4 separate regions of the Mus musculus genome follow, and all the other regions are linked to region 4. Evidence: chromatin loops called from intact Hi-C (ENCODE). Cell type or tissue: heart. All regions are shown on one strand. Region 1 overlaps Pwwp3a (PWWP domain containing 3A, DNA repair factor). Region 2 holds the start of Adamtsl5 (ADAMTS-like 5). Region 3 holds the start of Pwwp3a (PWWP domain containing 3A, DNA repair factor). Region 4 overlaps Fam174c (family with sequence similarity 174, member C).

Evidence for each region. A loop is a pair of places that touch in the nucleus more often than their neighbours do. Peaks named below come from ENCODE experiments on the same cell type or tissue, not always from the same donor. Only the 100,000 strongest peaks of a DNase experiment are listed, where the experiment ranks them.
Region 1: a loop joins it to region 4, with 7 times the contacts of the local background. A loop is called at or near these places in 39 of 42 quality-filtered maps.
Region 2: it touches region 4 in a loop (16-fold over the local background); 7 of 42 quality-filtered maps call a loop at or near these places.
Region 3: a loop joins it to region 4, with 2.6 times the contacts of the local background. A loop is called at or near these places in 3 of 42 quality-filtered maps.

Annotation. Positions count from the first base shown.
Region 1 is chr10:80,242,184-80,247,183 of GRCm38, reverse strand. It overlaps Pwwp3a (PWWP domain containing 3A, DNA repair factor), which reads right to left. Exons shown (of 14, transcript NM_023431.5): 14 at 2,040-3,598. The coding sequence ends at 3,541. Among named protein-coding and RNA genes, the nearest start is that of n-TFgaa3, 4.4 kb to the left of the region's middle. In heart, a CTCF peak has its summit at 2,108 (motif pointing right); DNase peaks (open chromatin) are centred at 1,353 and 2,220; H3K4me3 peaks cover 682 bases; H3K27ac peaks cover 1,310 bases.
Region 2 is chr10:80,345,874-80,350,873 of GRCm38, reverse strand. Adamtsl5 (ADAMTS-like 5) reads left to right here and starts at 2,426. Exons shown (of 13, transcript NM_001285435.1): 1 at 2,426-2,518; 2 at 3,249-3,317. In heart, CTCF peaks have their summits at 208, 415 (motif pointing left) and 2,345; DNase peaks (open chromatin) are centred at 403, 1,673, 2,323 and 3,183; H3K4me3 peaks cover 1,973 bases; H3K27ac peaks cover 1,776 bases; H3K27me3 peaks cover 4,547 bases.
Region 3 is chr10:80,224,322-80,229,321 of GRCm38, reverse strand. Pwwp3a (PWWP domain containing 3A, DNA repair factor) reads right to left here and starts at 2,724. Exons shown (of 14, transcript NM_023431.5): 1 at 2,618-2,724; 2 at 884-1,000; 3 at 242-327. The coding sequence starts at 940. In heart, a CTCF peak has its summit at 2,831; DNase peaks (open chromatin) are centred at 2,831, 3,581 and 3,851; H3K4me3 peaks cover 3,096 bases; H3K27ac peaks cover 3,045 bases.
Region 4 is chr10:80,173,125-80,178,124 of GRCm38, reverse strand. It overlaps Fam174c (family with sequence similarity 174, member C), which reads right to left. Exons shown (of 3, transcript NM_027207.2): 1 at 4,951-5,000; 2 at 3,800-3,916; 3 at 3,006-3,308. The coding sequence ends at 3,308. Among named protein-coding and RNA genes, the nearest start is that of Fam174c, 2.7 kb to the right of the region's middle. In heart, CTCF peaks have their summits at 2,445 (motif pointing left) and 3,205; DNase peaks (open chromatin) are centred at 2,214, 3,234, 4,574, 4,954 and 4 weaker places; H3K4me3 peaks cover 2,062 bases; H3K27ac peaks cover 1,294 bases.

The sequences.
Region 1 (5,000 bases), 69 kb before region 4:
CTGTGTAAGAGGAAGAGCTGAGTATGGTGGCGAGCACCTGGAATTCTGACATTTGAAAGGCTGAAGCAAGCAGATCTGCATGAATTTGAAGCCTGCCTGGTCTTCATAGATCCGGACAGCCAAAGCTGCATATAGAGACCTTGTCTCAAGACAGAGGCAAAGAGACACACTGACTAAAGTAGGGTCCCTGTGGAGTTGAGGCCACTTTGTGTTACATAGTGTTTGGGACACATTTGGTACTAAACAGTGGGAGAGGCAGCCGGATAGCTCAGTATATCAGAGACACTTGCCACCAAGCCTGACTACCTAAGTTCCAACCACATAGGGAAAGATGTTCTCCAACCTACACACATACACACACACACACACATTCACACACAAGTTCGAACACCCATACCCACTCCCACACCCACTTGCCTTGCCCCTCCCACAACAAATACAGTACATTCTAGACAAGGGTGGGATATGGTTTGGTGGTGGGACATGAACACGATTTTGGTTCATTCTGAGCACTGCAAAAGTCCAGGCGAGTTCAGGGTCTTCAGCCTGATGATATTTATCCCATTGCCTCTGATGTAGTATCAACTAACTGCACCCCCCTCTTTTTTTAAAAGGTTTATTTATTTATTATATATAAGTACACTGTAGCTGTCTTCAGACACACCAGAAGAGGTCATCAGATCTCATTACAGATGGTTGTGAGCCACCATGTGGTTGCTGGGATTTGAATTCTGGACCTCTGGAAAAGCAGTCAGTGCTCTTAACCACTAGCCATCTCTCCAGCCCCTCAACTGCCCCCTCTTGATTACCCCCCATCTACAGACCATGGACGAGTACTCCTTGTCACCAGGCTCTGGGAAACATGCTCTAGCTGTGGCTTGAGGAGGATTGGTCAGTGTGTCTGGTTGCCTGACAGATGGACAGCAGTCAGGCAAACAGAGTAGTGCTCAGGCAGGAATCCAGAGCTTCAAGGACATCACAAGAACAGGTCAGGAGGGAATGAAAGGGCAGCTTGGGGCTTTGATAGCTGTGGGCAAGAAAGTTGGGGATGATGGAACAGGAAGAGATGAGGAGGAAGGGGAGGAGGGGTGGATGGGGAAGGACACTGCAGTGCAAGATAGAGAGGCAAGATGGACCTAGGGTCACTTCCCATTTTCATGGCGTGGCGCAGCACCTGGCACGGCACAAAAGATCCACAATCCACTCGCTAATGTGCCTGGGTCAGGACCTCTATGTCTCTGCTGCCCATCTGCTGCTTCTTGAGGAGTCTGAGTCTTTTTACCTTGTGGTGCCTGGGCTTCCAGTGAGACACGAGTTAAGGTCCCTGAGATACAGGTGGGAAAATACCACTAGATGGCACCAGGGAGCCGAGGGATTGTAGAGGTTTTTGGAGGGAAGGAATATCAACCGGCAGAAGAGGCCACAGGCTTATCTCCACCACAATGGGACAGGAGGAGAAAAGGCCTCTTGAATCCTAGCTGTGGGACACTGGGTAATGTCTAGGGAATGTGCCCACTTCAACTGGGACATTCCTGTCCTATAGGCTGGCCAGTGATGCACCTATCATCAACTATAGGGCCTTGGATACCCTAAAAGTGACCCATCTGGTGTCAGAGATCTGAGGCCCTGAGGGGCATGTGGGAGTCACAGAGGATGTGGGGGGCACTGACAAGACAGGGATGAGGGAATCATATCTGGTATCTCAGCCCCTCCAAATCAGCCAGATCATAACCCAAGGTGTAGAGAGAAATGTGGCCTCCAGACAAGTTGAAATACAGGCCATTGTCACCCACAGGATGCAGGGCTTTAAAGGGTGTTTAAGGTGCTGCTCTAGGGAGATGCTGCAGGCCCTGACTGAATTTGTGACCATTCTGTCTCCAAGATGGTCTGTGTATGGACCCCAGGTGGAAAGCAGGGTGTTGTTTGCCCCAGGCCCACCACACAGGGGAGTAGTGGGGCCAGGTGAAGTGCCACTCCCAGTGTGAGACAAGCCTGTCCTGGGGAGAAGCTACTCTTTTTTTTTTTTTTTTTTTTTTTTTAAAGATTTATTTATTTATTTATTATATGTAAGTACACTGTAGCTGTCTTCAGACACGCCAGAAGAGGGCGTCAGAGGAGAAGCTACTCTTAAGGCCACAGTCGGGCACAGCAGTGAAGACTGTAGCTACTGAGGAGGAACTTGCACTGGGTTTCTTGCGGTTCTGAAAAGCCTCTCACTCCCTGACAGAGCTGTACATGGACCAAGGGCAGACCCATTTCCCAGTGCCAACAAGAAGCTGAGTTCCTGGCATCAGGCCTCTTCTGGGCAGAAGGCCCTGACAGCAATATTCTGATACCTCAAATCCAGTGTCCCTTCCACGGGTGGTCCCTATGGATGGTAGGACAAGCTGCAGCCTGAACAAGGTCTCTGACCTGGTTCTCCGTGACCCCAATTTCAACAAAGATGGTAGAGAAATTTGAGTCGAGAGGCCACAGACAGTGCTGCTCAGCTGTGCCTGTCCTGACAGGCCACGTCTGTACTCACCTATCTCATACCATCCTGGCGCGATGTGCTGTCCGATGCAGGGGTCTAGGGTGATGCTTAATCATCCCCATCTCATTCTGGGATGGCCACAAGTGTCAAGGACACCCATGTGTTCCATATCCAGCAACCCAACACCTGGCTGAGTATCCTATGGGCTTTGCAGCTGGCTGGCATAGCTCAGCATAGGGCTGTCCACTGCTACTAGTGGCTTCACCCTCGCTCTGGGTGGACAGAGCTTCCACACAACCACGGTGAGATCGTGCATCCATGGCAACCATGCAGGAATCTGCCTTTTCTTATTGTCATCCCCACCATCCTCGGTCCAGAAGAGGTTTTTAGGTGGGGTGGTGGGGCCAGGCTAGAAGCCAGTGGCAGCCCTGCGTAATCAGTGCTTGGCTGGGGGCGCAGGGGAACAGAGAGCATGGGGTGGGGATGAACGCTGCTGGCCTGCCCGGCCTTGCAAGACTACAAGGAGCCCAGTGAACAAACATGTTCCCACCTCCCTAACATCTCCCACCTGCAAAGACTGTTCCTGCAAGAGTCCCCACTGCCTGCTCACCACACAGGAGAGGCAGAGAAGATTCCAGAAACTGGAGAGGAAATAAGCAGAACAATGAATGCCAGGGCAACATGTCAATGCTCTGGGAGTCACGTGTTCAGGTCAGTCTTTCCAGAAATGTCTGTAGGGCGGGCACACCAAGCAACATGGGACATAGAGCGCACATGCCAGCCACACTGTGCAATGACTATGACACATATGCATTCAAACGCATTTATAAACAAAATAATTAAAAAAAATAAAACCAGACATACACATGTATACACAAAAACACACAGAAACTTCCAGAAAGCAGCTGTTCATAGATGGCAGCAGGCATCTGATGGCATCTGATCTCCCAGACTTAGGCTGAAGACGTAGAACCCACGCACAGGTCAAAGTTCTCACACTCCTAGGCCTGGTGGAGGCCTCTGGCAGGTCACACCCAGTGCTGGCCGGCCAGGTGCAGACTGCGGCATCAGCGACGGCGTCGGTTCCTCTCCTCCAGGAGTTCATTGTCAAAGATTTCCTTTTCCCTTCAAGAAACAAGAGACTGCCCGTGAGAGGCACCAAGTGGGCACCAGCGACTCTAGAACAATCAGCAGTGGCATGGGCTGAGTGTGCATTTATGCATTGAAGGAAACAGGCCACGAAGAAGAAAGATGCTCTGCCATGGCAGAATAGCCAACAGCAATGCCGGCACCGATGGGGACACTGCAGTCTGGAAGCTTTCAGCTTTTAGGGCAATGGCATGGGGCAGAAAGAGCTGCTGACTGCCACACAAGATACAAAGACAGTAAATTTTATTGCACTGAATCTGGGGATGGAACAGAGGGCTCCATGCAGACAAGTACTCTGAGCACTGAGCACAGCCCCAGACTGATTTTTTTTATGTGTGTGACAAAGACTCACCTAGCCCAGGCTTGATCTTACATCCTTCTGCTTCACTTTGCCCAATCACCCTTGCTCTAAAGAATATTTCAGGAGCTGGACAAATGGCTCAGAGACTAGAACAACTTGCTGATCTTGCCCAGGACCCGAGTTCAGTTCCGATCACCCACCCCATCCCTAACTCCATTTCCAGGGCATCCAAGGCCCTCTTTTGACAGGCACCAGGCACACACAGGTATCCATGCACACACATGCACAATATGGAGGCCATAGGGTGACATCAAGCATGTCTCTCATTCTCCACCTTGGTTTTGGAAACGGGACTCCCACTCTGAACCTGGTATTTGCTGATTAGGGTGCTGACATTGAGCCCAGAATATCTACCCCTTCCCAGGACTGGAACTGGCACACACAACCATCCCCAGCCTTTCACAGCAGGCCTGGGGGCAGCAACACCCAGCACTCTGCTGACTGAGATAGCTTCTCCAGCCCAGACAGGCTTCTCCTCACCTCACAAGTGCTGGGATGAGAGCACTACAGTTATGTACTTAGCATGGAGCCCGTGACTGCTGAGAGCTGGGGACTGGACCGCAGCCTGAGGGTCTGTACAGAGGCCTTTGCTGCAATGTTATCTCAGGGTCAGAATCCTGCAAATGACAGGAGCTGATACTCTTGACCGAGTCAGTGGACGTCGCCACCTAATATGGCTGCCCTGGGTACCAGGAGGCCCTGTGCCAGTGGTCCCACCGTCCTCCTGGGGATGCCAACTTATTTTTAGAGGCAATGAACCCAGGATGAGGCTCTGGATGGAGACCCTATTTGTGACTGCAGTGGCATCCTCTGCCTGTCACTGCCCTGCCTGCCTCCCACTGAAGTCTGGCAGCATGCCCAGAGGTGGATTAGAGGCTCTGGGGCCACACATCTTAGGAGTGCTGTAGGCGACAGGACAGGCAGCTTCAACCCGCTGCCCTGCTGACGGCTACACTGCCTCTTAATCTAGCTCTGTGCTCTCTATCAGCCACACGGGAGCAGGCGGGGCAGAGCCCT
Region 2 (5,000 bases), 170 kb before region 4:
GTGCTGGGAACGACACCCAGGCTCTGTCCGTGCTCGGTGATGCTTGTGCCAAACTCAAACATCCTATGCAGCTGGGGATAACCTCCAACTCCGATCCTCCTACCTCCGCTTATCCAGTGCTAGGATGACAAGTGTGTATGGCTACACCCACTTGTTAAATGTTTAAGTACCTGAGTCAAGCTGTTGGCCATTTGGTTTGCAAGCTCTGGTCTTACAGATAGCTGAGAGTCCCACTAAGCCCTGTCCCCTGCCCCAATCCCATCCTGGCAGAGGTGAATGGGTCCTAGAAGGCGCTCCGAGGGTGGTAACCCGGCTGGAAGTGGGTGTGGATCAGAGCTGTCCCCAGCAGGCTGCACTGTCCTGAGCAAACTTAGGGGAGCTCTGGAGCCCTGGTGCACCCTCTGCTGGACTGAGTCAGAACTGCAGGGAAGTGCCCCACAGTGCCTGCTGTGTGCACACCCTGCAGAGCATACCACCTTCTGTATATGCTCCTGTATGACACAGTGCCCGCTCTATGGCCTCCTTGTAGGCCTCAGCTTTTGACGGGTGCCGGCTTCACTGCGATAGTCTGCTTTAGGAAAACTGGGGAAAGAGCCATGTTCACTGGACACACTCTCTTCAGAGCGTAGTGTCTACTGTAGGCAGTGGCTGCACAGCAAAGTGCCTACTGTATGCTATCCCTGCAAGGGAGAGGGCCTATTGTACATATGCACCTATTGTATATACTGTGAGCTATATGCTCGCTCTGCCAGACACAGTGTTTCCTGCACACTTGTATCATGAAGGACGGGGCACCTAATGTATACTCCCCTTCAGTGCCTACTATGTGCACTACCTGGATAGTATATCTGTTGCATATTTTCTCCTGTAAATCTATGTCTGCTGTATATCCTCCATGCAGAGTGCATGCCTACTGTATACCAGGACAGAGTGCATGCCTACTGTATACCAGAACAGAACTCCTACTGCACGGGCCCCTCTCTCTCCCTAACACGGTCCTCATCTTTGCTTTGCTGAGGTCCCTTCCTTTCACAGCAGGACGTCAGGATTGTCTCTCATTCTCCTGCTGACCCTGGCTAGGCCACCCTTGCCTCTAGCCCCTTTAGTGGTTATATGTTCTGTAGGGGTTCTCCTCACAGCCCATGCCTGGCCTTAGCATCTTTTCTTCAACAGGATGATGGGTGTCAGAAATCGGAGTCATGGCCATGCATGGCCACCTCCCCACACTGGGCTTGGCTGCTGGGCCATAGCTGTGTGCACACAGTGACTTGCATAATAATGTCACGGAGTGGTCACACTCAGAGATGTTTCCAGCGGCTGTCCTGTGCTGAGCCCTGTCCAGAGGACCTCCCTGAGGCAGGTGTATACAGCAGACACTGTCCTCTATGTGTAGTAAATACTGCAGGCAGTCTGCTTTTCAGGGAGTGCATACAGCAGGCACCGTGCCCTGTGAGGAAAGCGGGCCAGAGGTCAGCCAGGTGGGCTTCCTAGAGGAGGCGAGTTCAGCGCCCAGGAATAGCATGGTCCACACAGCACTGATCATCGCAGTGCGGCGTCCTTCTGCCCGGCTGCCGGGAGGCTACACGAAGGCGATGGGGTCAGGGGGTCCACAAGAGGCTGGCAGAGTGCCGGGAATGGGAAACTGAGGCGGAGGGCTTGAGGCCAAAACCAGTGGAGAGAAGCAGCACTGGCGTCCAGGCCTAGAGGGCGGGACCGGGTGGAGCATTGGTGACGGCAGCGCCTGGGAATGTGGGGCAGGGAGGGTCCCTCCGCCCCCAGCGGGCGCGCGGGGCCTCGTGAGGGGATGCTTGGGACTCGAGTGAGGAGTCGGGGGGCGGGGGGGGTGGAGATGCGAACCAAGGCAGGAAGGTCTAACTGGGGAATGATGTGGACCAGCGTGGAGAGGTCTAATTGGGGGTAACAGGGACGGGGTGGGAAGTCCCAGTTGCAGGGATGATGGAGACCTGGGTTGGGGTCCCAGGGATTGTTGGGACAGAGCTAGGAGCCTGGCCTGAGTGGGTGATGGGGATGAGGAGAGGAAATCTGGCGTATCTGGCTGCGGGGTGCTACGGAGCAGGACGGGGTACTGAGAGTGAGAGGGCGCCCTGGCATGGACTATCCCACCCCAAGCCCCAGCGCTAGGCACATTCCCTGGCCCTGAGCGCGGCGCCCGGAATAGCAGTCCAGTCACCCCCGCGCACCGCCCCGCAGCTGCACTTCCCAAGGTCACTGGCACCCAGGATATCAGGACCAACGCTGGGCCGCTGAGCTGCGCTGTCAGACACAGTAGGTCAGCCCCCTGCCGCAGGTCCGGGCCCAACGCGTGCGCCCTCTCCTGCCGCACGAGGGCGCCCTTGGCCTGCGCCCTCGGTGACCCCAGCCTGGGCGCGCCTAGGAGGCCCGGGTGGGAGGGATCGACCGAGTTCGCAGTCCCGCACTTTGGGGCCCCGCCGCTTCCGCCAGTCCCCGGGGCGTCCCGGGGAAACTTGGACGTATTGCCTTGGGCTCTCAGCAGATGGTAAGTCCCTCTTCCCATCCTGCCACTATTCCACCCGGTGTGGCGGCGGGGATGAGATTGGTTTCTTTCCCTGCTCGGAGCGAAAGCAGCAATCCCTAGGATGGTGGGTGAGTTTGGGGGTCGCACTTCCTACGGGATGGGACTGAAACTCAGGAGACCGACACCCCAGTGACTGGTGCACCAATGCGGGAGAGGGATGCAGTGCTAGATGCGGTGCTCGGGAGAGGGCATTGACAGACATGGGTAGGAGCCCCCCTCACGAAGGGGGTTATGAGATGGCCTTCCCCAGCCTCCTTCTTCCTTCCTTCCCGGGACAGCCCAGTTTCTGGGCCCGCAGAAGGAAGGGTCCGGCGAGTGTCTTGAAGCAGTTCCCGTGAGTTTCCAATTTACAGCCATCTCGGTCCCAAGGTGTCCTAAAGGACATCAGATTGGCTGACAACCGGAGAGACCCTGGTTCCAGCCGGGCCGGGGTACTTTTGTCCTCCTTACCCCTTTTTCAGGTACCTGGACCCTGTGGGCTGCAGATCTTTGAGAGCCCGTGTGCCCTTCAGAGAGCCTGGCCCGGGCCCAGAAGGGACTCACTTCATCTTGGTTCCCTTCCCTCCTGGCTGGTCTTGCCAGGCTGGGATCACGAGGAGGAGGGCGTCGGCTGAGAATGACTTCATCCGGTCTCTACAGTTGGGGAAACTGAGACCTCCACTCAGCCCCACCCTGCTCTTCTTGTCCGCAGATCCTCTAGGCACCGCAGCCCGCAGCTCTGGCAGATGAGACCATGACCCACGTGTTGGCAGGAGGCCAGGTCAGCCGCCCAGCGCCTGCCACGGGGTGGGGTTGGGGGTGGGGAGGAGGTCCCTTAGGCTATGGGGTACCTGGGAGCACAGCGGTCCCCAGAGGCTGGGGGGCAGCTGGGAGGGGGACATCCATTCCACCCTGAGTTTCTGGATGAGCCTCCATTAATTATCCCTCTACAGGCTCTCAGAGACTCAGGGATGGGGTTCCGCGGGTTTTCACTGCACAGATGGGGAAACCGAGGCCTGGAGAAATGGAATGGTTGGTTCCTGGCCACCCAGGAAGGTAGATGAAAGGGGTGACTAAACTTGCAGCCACCTAAAAACTGTCCTTAAAGGATTCCTTGTGCATTATAAAAGAACACACTGGGGCTGGTGAGATGGCTCAGTGGGTAAGAGCACCCGACTGCTCTTCCAAAGGTCCTGAGTTCAAATCCCAGCAACCACATGGTGGCTCACAACCATCCGTAATGGGATCTGACTCCCTCTTCTGGAGTGTCTGAAGACAGCTACAGTGTACTTACATATAATAAATAAATAAAAATCTTTAAAAAAAAACAAAAACAAAATAAAAGAACACATTGTCTATAGGAAGAACTGATTAAGGTGGGTGTGTGGCAGTCCAGGACTAGCAACTTTGTCCCAGGAGGCTAAGGGAGGAGGATTTTTCAGAGTTTGAGCCTAGCCTGAGCTACAGATCAAGACTCCCATCTCAAAAGGAAAGCAGAAGCCTGTCCTAGAGCAAAAGCCCAGTGCCCACTGTCCAGGAGCTAGTAGGGGAGGCAGGAAGGTCACGAGTTCAAGGTTATCCTTAGCTACTCAGGAAGTTTAAGACCAACCTGGGCTACAAGACCCTATCTAAAAAAAAAATAAAAAAGAAAAAAAGAAAGCTGGGCGTGGTGATGCACGCCTTTAATCCCAGCACTCGAGAGGAAGAGGCAGGCGGATTTCTGAGTTCGAGGCCAGCCTGGTCTACAAAGTGAGTGCCAGGATAGCCAGGGCTACACAGAGAAACCCTGTCTTGAAAAACCAAAAAAAGAAAAAAAGAAAAGCACGTGTGCAAATCTTTAGTCCCAGCACCTGGGAGGCAGAGGCAGGCGGGCCTCTGTGAGTTGACAGACCAGCCTGGGCCACATAGAGAGTTTTGGGACAGCCTGGATTACATAGCGAGAGTGTCTCAAATAAACACAGGAGGAGGTGGAGAGATGCTCAGTGTTCAAGATCTTTTTTTTTTTTAAGATTTATTTATTTATTATATGTAAGTACACTGTAGCTGTCTTCAGACACTCCAGAAGAGGGAGTCAGATCTCCTTACGGATGGTTGTGAGCCACCATGTGGTTGCTGGGATTTGAACTCCTGACCTTCAGAAGAGCAGTCGGGTGCTCTTACCCACTGAGCCATCTCACCAGCCCAGTGTTCAAGATCTTACCTTGCTCCTTAAGAGAACCCACAATTGGTTCCAAGCACCCATGCCAAGTTGGGAGCAACTGTAGCTCAGCTCAGCGAAGGGAGTCAATGCTGCTGGCATCTTCCAGCGCTGCACTGTGTGCATGTGTGTGCACGCGTGTGTGTGTGCATGCATGCATGTACACATGTATGTATATGTATGCTGTTTTCAAGACACAGTGGTCCTGGCTGTCCTGAAATTCACTCTGTAAACCAGGCTGGCCTCGAACTCAGATCTGCCTGTCTC
Region 3 (5,000 bases), 51 kb before region 4:
AGACCCCGCTTCCTGCAGCTCCCCTGCACCTCATAGACTAAAATCTCCAACCTGAAATGTGTGTCAAATAAAATCTATTGTCCTCCCTCTAAGATTCTCAGCGTGGAGACACAGAAGCAGAGAACTCCTAAGCCCAGCAGAAACAGGCTTCTCTTTCTTCTGTGAGAAGAGTATCAGAAACCTCAGACAGAAGGGGAGAGACAGTATTAGGAAAACAAAAACAAAAACAAGCACACTTAACTTTTCCTTCAGCGAGAGTATCTGAACATCTAGGAAGAATTCCTTCTTTTTCTTGTTTTTTGCTGAAGTCTCGGTTCTGGCCAAAACCTAAGTGTAAAAAAAGTAGAAATAAAAATAAAAAAGAACTCTTGTTATGGCAGTGGAGGGACAGACAGCGGGAGCCTTTCCCGGGTGGCAGCCACAGGATTAGCAGAGACCTGATGTGAACTCTTATTCAAGTATAAACTGAGGCACCGGAGCCCTAGGCCATCCCAGGACAGGGCAGGAGCTCAGCACTTCCTCTGACTTGCTAGAAGGAACACCCCAAACACTACAGTTATTCCTGTCTGGGGCTCCTAGCAAGGCACTCCCTGTGGTCACAGCCTTCTGAGCCTTTTTATAGATGACTCTTTTTTTGTTTTTTTTTTTCCCCCTTAGTGTGAGAAATAATTAAAGACAATTCTGGATCTAGGGCCTCCTAAGCGCCAGACCAAAACCCCCTGGAGTGGAGGGAACCCTGGGACTCGTGCCAGCAGATCCCAGTGCCGAGCATTCAGGCTCGGCTCTCTCTCATAGTTACTCTGAGGAACAGAGCCTGATGAAGACTTTATTGTCACCAAAAGTCATTTCTAATTCCTGAAATTAAGAGAATAAGGGCTGTCACCTTCGCAGGCCACAGTCGCTTCCCCCATCGGCAGAGGACATACTTGGCATCCGTCATGACTCAGAAAGGAGTATCTGGGCGTGCGGTGGTACAGGCTTGACTGAGGCCAGAGGTCCCCTGCAATGAAATGTGTTTTAGAAAGGTGCTGCTTGCAGCAGTGAGGTTCACACAGACACAATCTTCCAGGGCAGAGGCTAGCCGCACACCCAGCTTCTAGGACACAGGTCAATTCAGAGCCTGGTCTTGAGACGTTGGGCAAAGAGCCAAGTGACAGTCAAGTGCAGGGCCCTGGAATTTGAGGAAATGTCTTGTTTTCTGTAAATAAAATTTAACAGATCCCCTCTTTAAGGTTGCACGCAAACTATGCTGCAGCAGCAAAGCTCACAAGCCCTCCCTGCCTCGGGCCTGAAGGGTGGCTGCAGCACACACCACACTCCACATACCCCATTCCCTGGAAGGACAGGGACAGATGCAGGGTTCTGGCAGAAGCAGCCAGGGCTGTGAACAGAAATGGAAAGATGGGGGAAGGGGGACCAAAGCAGCAGGAAGGACGGCAGGAACAAGGGAACTACCAGCAGAAACAAGGGTTTATGTAGTAGAAGGGATCGTAGAAGCAGGAAAGGTTTTCCAGAGGGATTACAGGCAGCAGAGTTGGGGGAACAGGGTTCCCAGCAAGGATGGGAGTTCATTAAAGCAGGGTGGGGTTTCAGGAGATAACAAGGGCTCTGCAGCGTTATGGGAACTCAGACAACAAAAGATGAGGCTCAGGTAACAAGGACTGGGGTTTGGGCAGCAAATATGTCCATAGCAAAGAAAGAGGTTCAGGTAGGAGTCAGGTAAAAGAGGTGGGGTTTGCAGTAGGGAAACAAAGATGGGGTTCACAGAGGAACTGAGATTCAAGCTGCAGAAACTTGAGTTCAGCAGGAAATATAGGGTTTACAGCAATGAATGGGAGGTCAGGCTAGAGGGAGTTTGGGCGCGGAGACTGCGATTCTGACATGAAACTCAGAGTTCACAACAGGGATAAGGTTCGAGCAGCAAATTGGGGGCTTAGACTGCAGAGAGGGGGTCAAAGGGAAGAAATAAGGCAAGAAATCCAGAATTTTCAGCAAGGACATAAATTCAGGCTGCTGAGACAGGGTACCAAGCAGTAAATTCACGATTCAGGCGGCACGGGGTGTGTGTGTGTATGTGTGTAATGTTGGGTTGATACTGCAGAGGTCGAGGTATCCGGTCAATAAGGGGCCTCCAGCAGGAAACTCGGGGTCTTAGCAAGGACACGGGTTCAGGCTGCAAAAAAGGGGTATAAGGTAGGAAACTCGGGGCTCAGGTTGCAGAAGAGAGATATAAGGCCGGAAATACGGGGTTCAGGCTGCAGAAGATAGGGATCAGGCCGGAAATACGAGGCTCTCGGCAGGGATGGGGCTCAGGCTGCAGAGAAGGGGACTTAGGTCAGAAACACAGGGTTTGCACCAGGAAACGAGGTTCTCAGCCCCCCAGGGGCCTCGGCCGCACGTGGGCCCTGCGCAGAACCGGACGCGGCCCAGCTGGTCCAGCCCAGCCGCCGCCCTTCCCCAGGCTCTCCGCCTGCACCCCGCCCGGCCCTCCCCAGGCCGCAGCGGGCTCACCCACCCAGCCCGCCTGACGCGGCGTCCGAGCCTGAGCGACCAGGCCGCGGCGGTCCCAACGGCGGAAGCCCGCCCGCCAACCGCCGCCGCAAGCCCGCGCGCTCACCGCCTCCGCCGCCGCGCAGATCCCCGCGGGCTAGGGGCGGGGCCTGCCTCACAGCGGCGCCGAGTCCCGCCCGCGCCGCCGCCCAATGGGAACTGCGTACCTGCGCCTCGACCCCGCCCCCCAAGAGCGCGCCACCTCCTGCGGGCCACGCCTCAGCCCATCGGTCACGCCCTCCACCGCCTTCCCTCCTGCCCAACTTGTGGAGTGCGCGGCGAGGGCTCCCCCTGGGCCCGAGGCAGGGTAGACCGGGAGGCCCGCTCCAAGTCCCACCCCCCGCTGCTGGCCAATAAGAAGATGGAGCTCACATCATGGCCCCTCCCACAGACGGCGGCGGCCTCCCTAGACCACGCCTCAGCCCGTAGTCCACGCCCCAGTTTTCCTACATCCTGCAATGGTTCCTGAGACGGAAAGTGGGCCCTTTTTCCAGACAGATTTCCGCCTGCGAGCAGCTATGCGAAGACAGAGGGGGGTTGGGAAGGCGAAGGCCTCACGAGCTCCTCACAGACTTCTAGTACCTTCCAGCTTCCGAAGTAACCCGATTCCCACCCCAGAAGGAAGTTATCCCACCTATGTGGGAAAAAAAAAAAGCCATCCAGTGAGGATGCCCAAGTCCTGAAGTGGAAAATAGAATGTGAGATGGCCTCATACCTAGGTCCCCAAGCATAGTCAGCGACTGGGAGGGAGGGGGGCTGCATCCAGGACCTGTATCCATGGACTTTTCTAGAACTGGAAGTTTCCAGTTTGGCTGCCGACAAATGTTTTTGTTTTTGTTTTTTTGAGACAGGATCTTTCTGTATAGCTGTGGCTGTCCTGGTACTCACTTTGTAGAGACCAGGCTGGCCTCAAACTCTACCTGCCTCTGCCTGCCAAATGCTGGGATTAAAGGCGTGTGCCACCACTGCAGGTGAGGTTCACACTCAAATTCTTAACTAAGGCAGTTAGGCTGCTCACCTGAGCAATGTCACTGACCTGGTCTCTCATGACTGTTTTTCCTTTTTAAAATGGTTTACTTATTCCCATTTCATGCGCATTGGCGTTTGCCTGCATGCATGTCTGTGTGAAGCCATCAGATCTTGGAGTACTACAGGAAGTTGTGAGGGGCCACGTGGGTGCTGGGATTTGAACCTCCATCCTCTGGAAGAGCCATCTCTCCAACCTAAGTGTTTTTCTACTGTGCTTATTACAGATGGAGAACAAGTGTTGTTGTTGGCCACAGAGGTGAGATGACGGGCCTGCACCCTGGGTGTCATTAGGATGGTGGCTTGTGCCACAAGTGACATGGGGTCAGGAATCCCAGGCCCAGAAGCTTAGATGGCAGTACTAGGGTCTCCTGACAGCACTGGCCAAAGTGGGCAGTGTGTGTGTGTTCTAGGCCACTGATTCTCAGGTAATTCTCTTGAAGTGAGGATTGTCACATTGTCACCACCAAGCATTACTGGTCTGCATAAGCTTGGAGGTTATGCGTGGTGGAGGGGATGTGGGTGAGTGGGTGGTGTGAGCGTGTCCGTGGGATGCATGGGATGGCCAGGTCTCTCAGCAAGGTTGGTTCTATAGGTTCACAATTGAAGCAGAAGCAGTGAGCAAAAGATGGTAATGTAAGGAATTAGTTAAACCCAGTCACCAGTTAACCAACCCATTCATCAGTTTAGCCGTTTACTAATCAACCCATCCATTTAGTAACCTCTTCATGGTTTAACCAACTTGCCAGTTGATCCATTCATTACTAACTCACTTACCCATGAACCAGTTAACTTGGTCCCTGTTTAACCCACTCACTATGAACTCTCTTCTTCCTCAGCTTCAGTGAACAGATGTGCCAGGGTCGGGCACCCAGGAACAGAGGCCTTGACCCCCATTGCTAGTGCATTTTCCCATGTCTTTTCCTGTTGGGGGTCCTCTGAGATTCCATGACAAGTGACTGTCCTGTCCATTATGCACTGAATATCCTACATCAGGGCTAAACTGTAAAACTTGAGCAGGGACACAGTGAGGGCAATGCGGTTCCTCCTAAGGTCCCCTCACGACCTAACTGGGGTCTTGGATGTTGGGAATACCAGTGCTATGCTACCTTAATTCAGAGGAGATTGTGATGTTCCAATGTAATCTTTCAGAACATCCACAATTGGAAGTTCCCTGGACTAGCAGTACGTGTAGACTTCAGTCTTAGATTGAGTTCACTGCTACATGCAGTGCATCTCTCAGCTCTCAGCAGTGAACAAAGAGAAAGAGTCTGGGGAGAAGGCTCAGGAGCTAGAGTGCTAGCCATGCAAACTCAAGGACCTGAGTTCGATCCCAGGAATCCATAACAAAAACCCAGGTGTAATGATGCATGCCTCTAATCCTGTCTCTGGATGCCTGGAGTTTAGGCTCATATGCACAGACA
Region 4 (5,000 bases):
CGCCAGTGGATTTGAGCAGAAAGCTTTGCCTTCTGTTCTTGTCTGTTGTCTCAAGGTCAGATCCAGAGTGAGGACAGGAACAAAGGCGGCTGTCCCCCACTCTACCTCCCAAGCCTGCCTGTCGCTCCTGAGGACACACAGATGAGGGGAGAGCAGGGCCTCAGAAGGCCTTTTGTTCCAGGGAGCCCTGCCTGGCCACCATAGTGACAGGGAGCCTAGGAAGTCCCATGCCCTCCGCAGGCATCCTGCCTCAGACCATGAGGCCAGTGGTCACTGGAAATAAGACCCTGCCTTGGAGATAGTCAGAGGTCAGGGGCCTACCATGGAGACAAGCATCAATGAAGGTCAGGAGTTACCAGGGTCAAAGGTGGCTTCAGATCCATCAGGTGAGATCTGTTATGGGATATCTGGGTCCTTCAACCATCTGCTGGGGCTGTGTGCTCAGGCCATTGCTCACCCTATGATTCAAACCCACACTGACGGTCTTCAGTGGCCCTGGGCCAACCCTGTCTCCAGGCTTCACTCATCAACCCTGGTTGGTCACCCATGCCCCACCCATGCCACTCTGGTACACAGGGCAAAGCCTCAGGCTCCTGATCTCAGTGTCTGGTGACTCTACAGCCATCAAAGGCCACATTGCCAGGCAGGAGGCTAAAATTATGCCGAGAGAAATTTCTCATTACAGAATAAATTGTACCAAATTGCCCGCCTGAGCTGAGACAGGGCTGGGCAGTTGGGAGTTGGGGGTGGGTTATGGATCCCACAAGTGCCCCCCTTCTAGCTTGCCACCTGCAGAGTAAGGACAGGGTAGATATTTGCCCAACCCAAGCAATAGGCACCCACTGGAGCCCAAAGAAATAATAATCTTTGCATTACTGGCAAACAGAACCTCAGAGGAAATCCTCCCTCCCTCTTGCCTTCTTCTCTTCTCAATGCAAGCACTCCCTCCTCCCTTTTCTATACCCTCCCACCATTCATCCCCCCTCCCATCCCTTCTCATTCTCTCCTGTCTATCATCTTCCCCTCCCCTCAAGCTCAAGGCACAGGTCAGGCTTTGATCCCAAACCCATCTTCCCACAACTAGAACTGTCCAAGTCCCAGCAGACTGCTGTGCCTACCCAGGCCCCTGTTGGGAGAGGCTAGCCTGAGCCCTACAGAGGGACTCAGAGTACCCTGGCCTGCCTTCCCTTTGTGGAACTCCATCCATGTAGGGTCGCAGCTGTCAACTCTTGACTTCCAAAGAAGATGTGACTGGTCTGTGACATGCACTTGCCCCCATGTCCCCAATGGAGCAGCTGACAGCTAGCTCTTTGGGGGCGAGGGGAGCACCAAGAGGCTTGGTTTGCCCATATTGGGGGGATGATGCTTCGGGGGACAGTTTATTTTTTTCCTGTATTGTGGTGTGGCACTCTGAAGGCAATTTACAGGAGTTTGTTCTCTCCTTCAACCACGTGGGTCCAGGGATCAAACTCCGGCTTGGCAGCATGTGGCTTCACCTGCTGAGCCTTTCTGCCAGTCCAAGGCTCAGATTCAGGATGGGTACAGGTGGCAACAGCATTCTGAGTTCAAGCCCCTGGCCCTGCTGTGTGTGTGCTGAGAGCCACCCCAGGTGCACACACTCACACTCCTCACCCCAGGGGCACACACTCACTCCTTGGGCACTCACAGGCTGGCCAGGGCCCAAGGCCTTCCATCTTGCCTGACAGGCCCTTCTCCCAGCTTTCAGCTGTGCAAGAGCACTGGCTAATAGTGCATTAACCTTGATGGAACTGCCAATTACCCCTGCTAATGCTGGGGTTCAGTGACTGCGGATGGTGGTGGGGCCACCCTCCCTGGGAGCAGAAGCAGGGGTGGGGGCTGGGGTCTCTCCTGATCTCATTAGACTAATCACCCTCTCTTTTGAAGCTCCAGCAATGGCTGAGCTGAGGAGCCTGGGGCACAGCTCCAGGGACTAGAACCAGGCCCATATCAGCAGTCATAACACAAAGATGGGGAATGACCAACAGGGCACAGGAACCCCAGACCTGTGACTCAGGAGCTCTGGATTCCCCTGGGTACAAGTTGGGAAAGCAGAACAGAGGTTTCCTGCGGGGAGCACCCCAGGCTGAGGAGAGACCCAGCCACTGAAGGGGGCAGATAGAGACATACAGGGTGGGCTATGGCTTGGCTCTCCATCACACCCAGCCTGACACCAACACTCATAGTAAGTAGGCTCAGCCAGCCTCAGGGACCCAGCTCAGACCAGTGGGAGTATCAGTGGGTATGGAAGTGGAAGAAGTCTGGACACCTATAGGGCAGGAGCTGGACAAGGAGTTCCGACTATGAGGGTTCTGAAAGAGGACCAATAGAGGAGACCTGGTCCCAGAGTAACTGGGGGCGGGGGCGGGGGTGGGGGAGCTGGGAGGCAGGCTAGGTGGTATGTGGCTGCCACCTGGTGGCAATTAGTTGTTATGACCAAGCAGTGTGGACTCAACACTGAGGAAAACTGAGGTTAAGACCTCAAACTGCAAGTGACTTAGCATCCCTATCCCTCTTCCCTAAATTTAAGCACCAGAGAGGCAGGTGACTGGCTAATTCTGAGCTGTAGCCCATAGGATCCTGAGAAACTGCAGTAAGTGACTATACACTGAGCCAGAGTGTCATAACTGGAGCCTTGGAATAGTCTCTCTCGCTCTTACCCTCTTACCCTCTTGCCTCTCTTTTGCCTCTTGCCCCCTTACTCCTAATTCCCTTCCCCCCCCTCTCTACATGGCCATGACCAGGCCCCATTTCTCTACTCTCTCCTTCTCTCTGCCTTTCTCTGCCTCTGCTACCCTCTTAACTCCCCTCCCCATGCCCCGAATAAACTCTATTCTATACTATAAAAAAAGAAAAAGAAAAAGAATAGTCTCTAGGGACAGTGACATGAACAGGAGAGCCCTGTCCTAGGCAGGGCAGCCAGGCATGACACCCTCATTCACTTCACCAGGACACCTGAGTGTGGCATCAAGGGGGAGGTCTCAGATAAGCTACAAAGCCACTCTTCATTTATTGTTGCCAAAGCAGCAGGAAGGCGCACAGAGATCCTCAGGCCCCCTGCTCCATCACACCTTATCAGAGGATGCTCTTGTCCCTTACAGGAGGCAGGCTGACGGAGCAGCCCACATCAGCCTGGCCTTGGGGCCCTCCAGTCTGTGGGCTAGTCTCAATGAGGTCTCTATGCTGCCCCCTAGGGCCTGTGCAGGCTCTGTCCAGGAAGGTTGACATCAGAGCTCACAGAACTACATGTTTTCTCTTGTCCTTGCAGCCTGTCATCTCCATCTCAACATCTGCAAGGGAAGGAACAGGACAAGATATGGTATTGAAGGATGGGACTGGTTGGGCCTCCTTCCAACCCAGCCCAGCCCAGCCTGTAGAAGGTGATGTCCCTTGCAGGTCCACCAGGGTAGGGAGAAGAGACCACAGAAGATGATAAAGTTGGTGTCCAGGGCCCTTGGAAAGCCAGATCTAGTGCCTATTGTGGTCTTGGCTCTATAGCAGCCATCACCAGGACAGGACACTCAACTCTGCTCAGAACCCTGAGGAAGCCACCTTTGTTCTCATTGCAGTTCTGCTCTACCCTCTGTGGTACCACATTCCCTGTGTGGCACTTTCCTCCAACATCTGTTTCCATTAGAGCTTCCAAAACCCCTATTGACACTCCACCTTCTTGGCACACTCCCAGCCCCTCACTGGGGGATTCTAGCTCTGAGATAGACCCTGAGCCCTTTTAGAGACATTGTCCCTTGCTAGTTTGTCTCAGTGATGAAGTCCTTCCTACCATCTCAGATTCCTGGTTTCAAAGACAGTCTCTTCCTCGCTGTCCTGAGAGGCCATCTCTTCATGCTCCTCCGTGTTGGTCAGGAGCCCATACCTCCTTCGCTGTGACTTCTTGAGTCTGCAGGACAGAAACACCCTCAGAAACAACTTCAGCACGGGTGACACCAAGTCCAGGGTACCCACGCAATGCTTCCCTCCACCCCCAAAGCACTTGCCAGATGTGAATCCTTTGTCATAAGAACTACAAGTGCTCCAGGCGTGGAGGCGCACGCCTTTAATCCCAGCACTCGGGAGGCAGAGGCAGGCGGATTTCTGAGTTCAAGGCCAGCCTGGTCTACAAAGTGAGTTCCAGGACAGCCAGGGCTATACAGAGAAACCCTGTCTCGAAAAAAAAACCAAAAAACAAAAACAAAAAAACAAAACCCAAACTATAAGAGCAACTCTTGGCATAGTGAAAACCACGGAGGTAGAGGCATGGATACTATTGGGTTGGATTGCCAGCCACAGCTTCCTAATTAAAGCACAAGGCACTGTCATAGCAGCTAAGAAAAAAATGGAAGATGAAAGGCTGGTTTCTTTTTTCTTTGATTCAGTGTATTGCAACACAGGCTGACCCTTAACTTCTGATCATCCTGCCTCCAGTTCCAAGTGTTGAGATGACAGACATGTATCAGCACACAGCATTTTGCAGGTGTTAGGCAAAACTTTTATGAGCCTCAGCCAAGGAAAGAATTTCTGCAGTTTTTGCAGTACAGCACGTTTTTTCCCACCCCTGTCACCACACCACCAGAGAGGCTGAGTTAGGAGGATGGCCATACTGCGGTCGCTGCCCACCTCGTCAGCCTTAAAATCACAATTAAAGAGACAAGAATAAGAACCAGTCGGCCGGGCGGTGGTAGCGCACGCCTTTAATCCTAGCACTTGGGAGGCAGAGGCAGGCGGATTTCTGAGTTCGAGGCCAGCCTGGTCTACTCTACAGAGTGAGTTCCAGGACAGCCAGGGCTATACAGAGAAACCCTGTCTCGAAAAACCAAAAAAAAAAAAAAAAACAAACAAACAAAAAAACCCAGTCGGCAGCCTGAATCACGTGCCCTCCCGCCCATTTCCTCCTCCCCCTGACTCACTAGATGCTGATTGGCCGCGCTAACGCACCTAAAAGCCCGGATGAGGAAGTAAAGCGAGATCAGGCCGCAGAGCCCAGT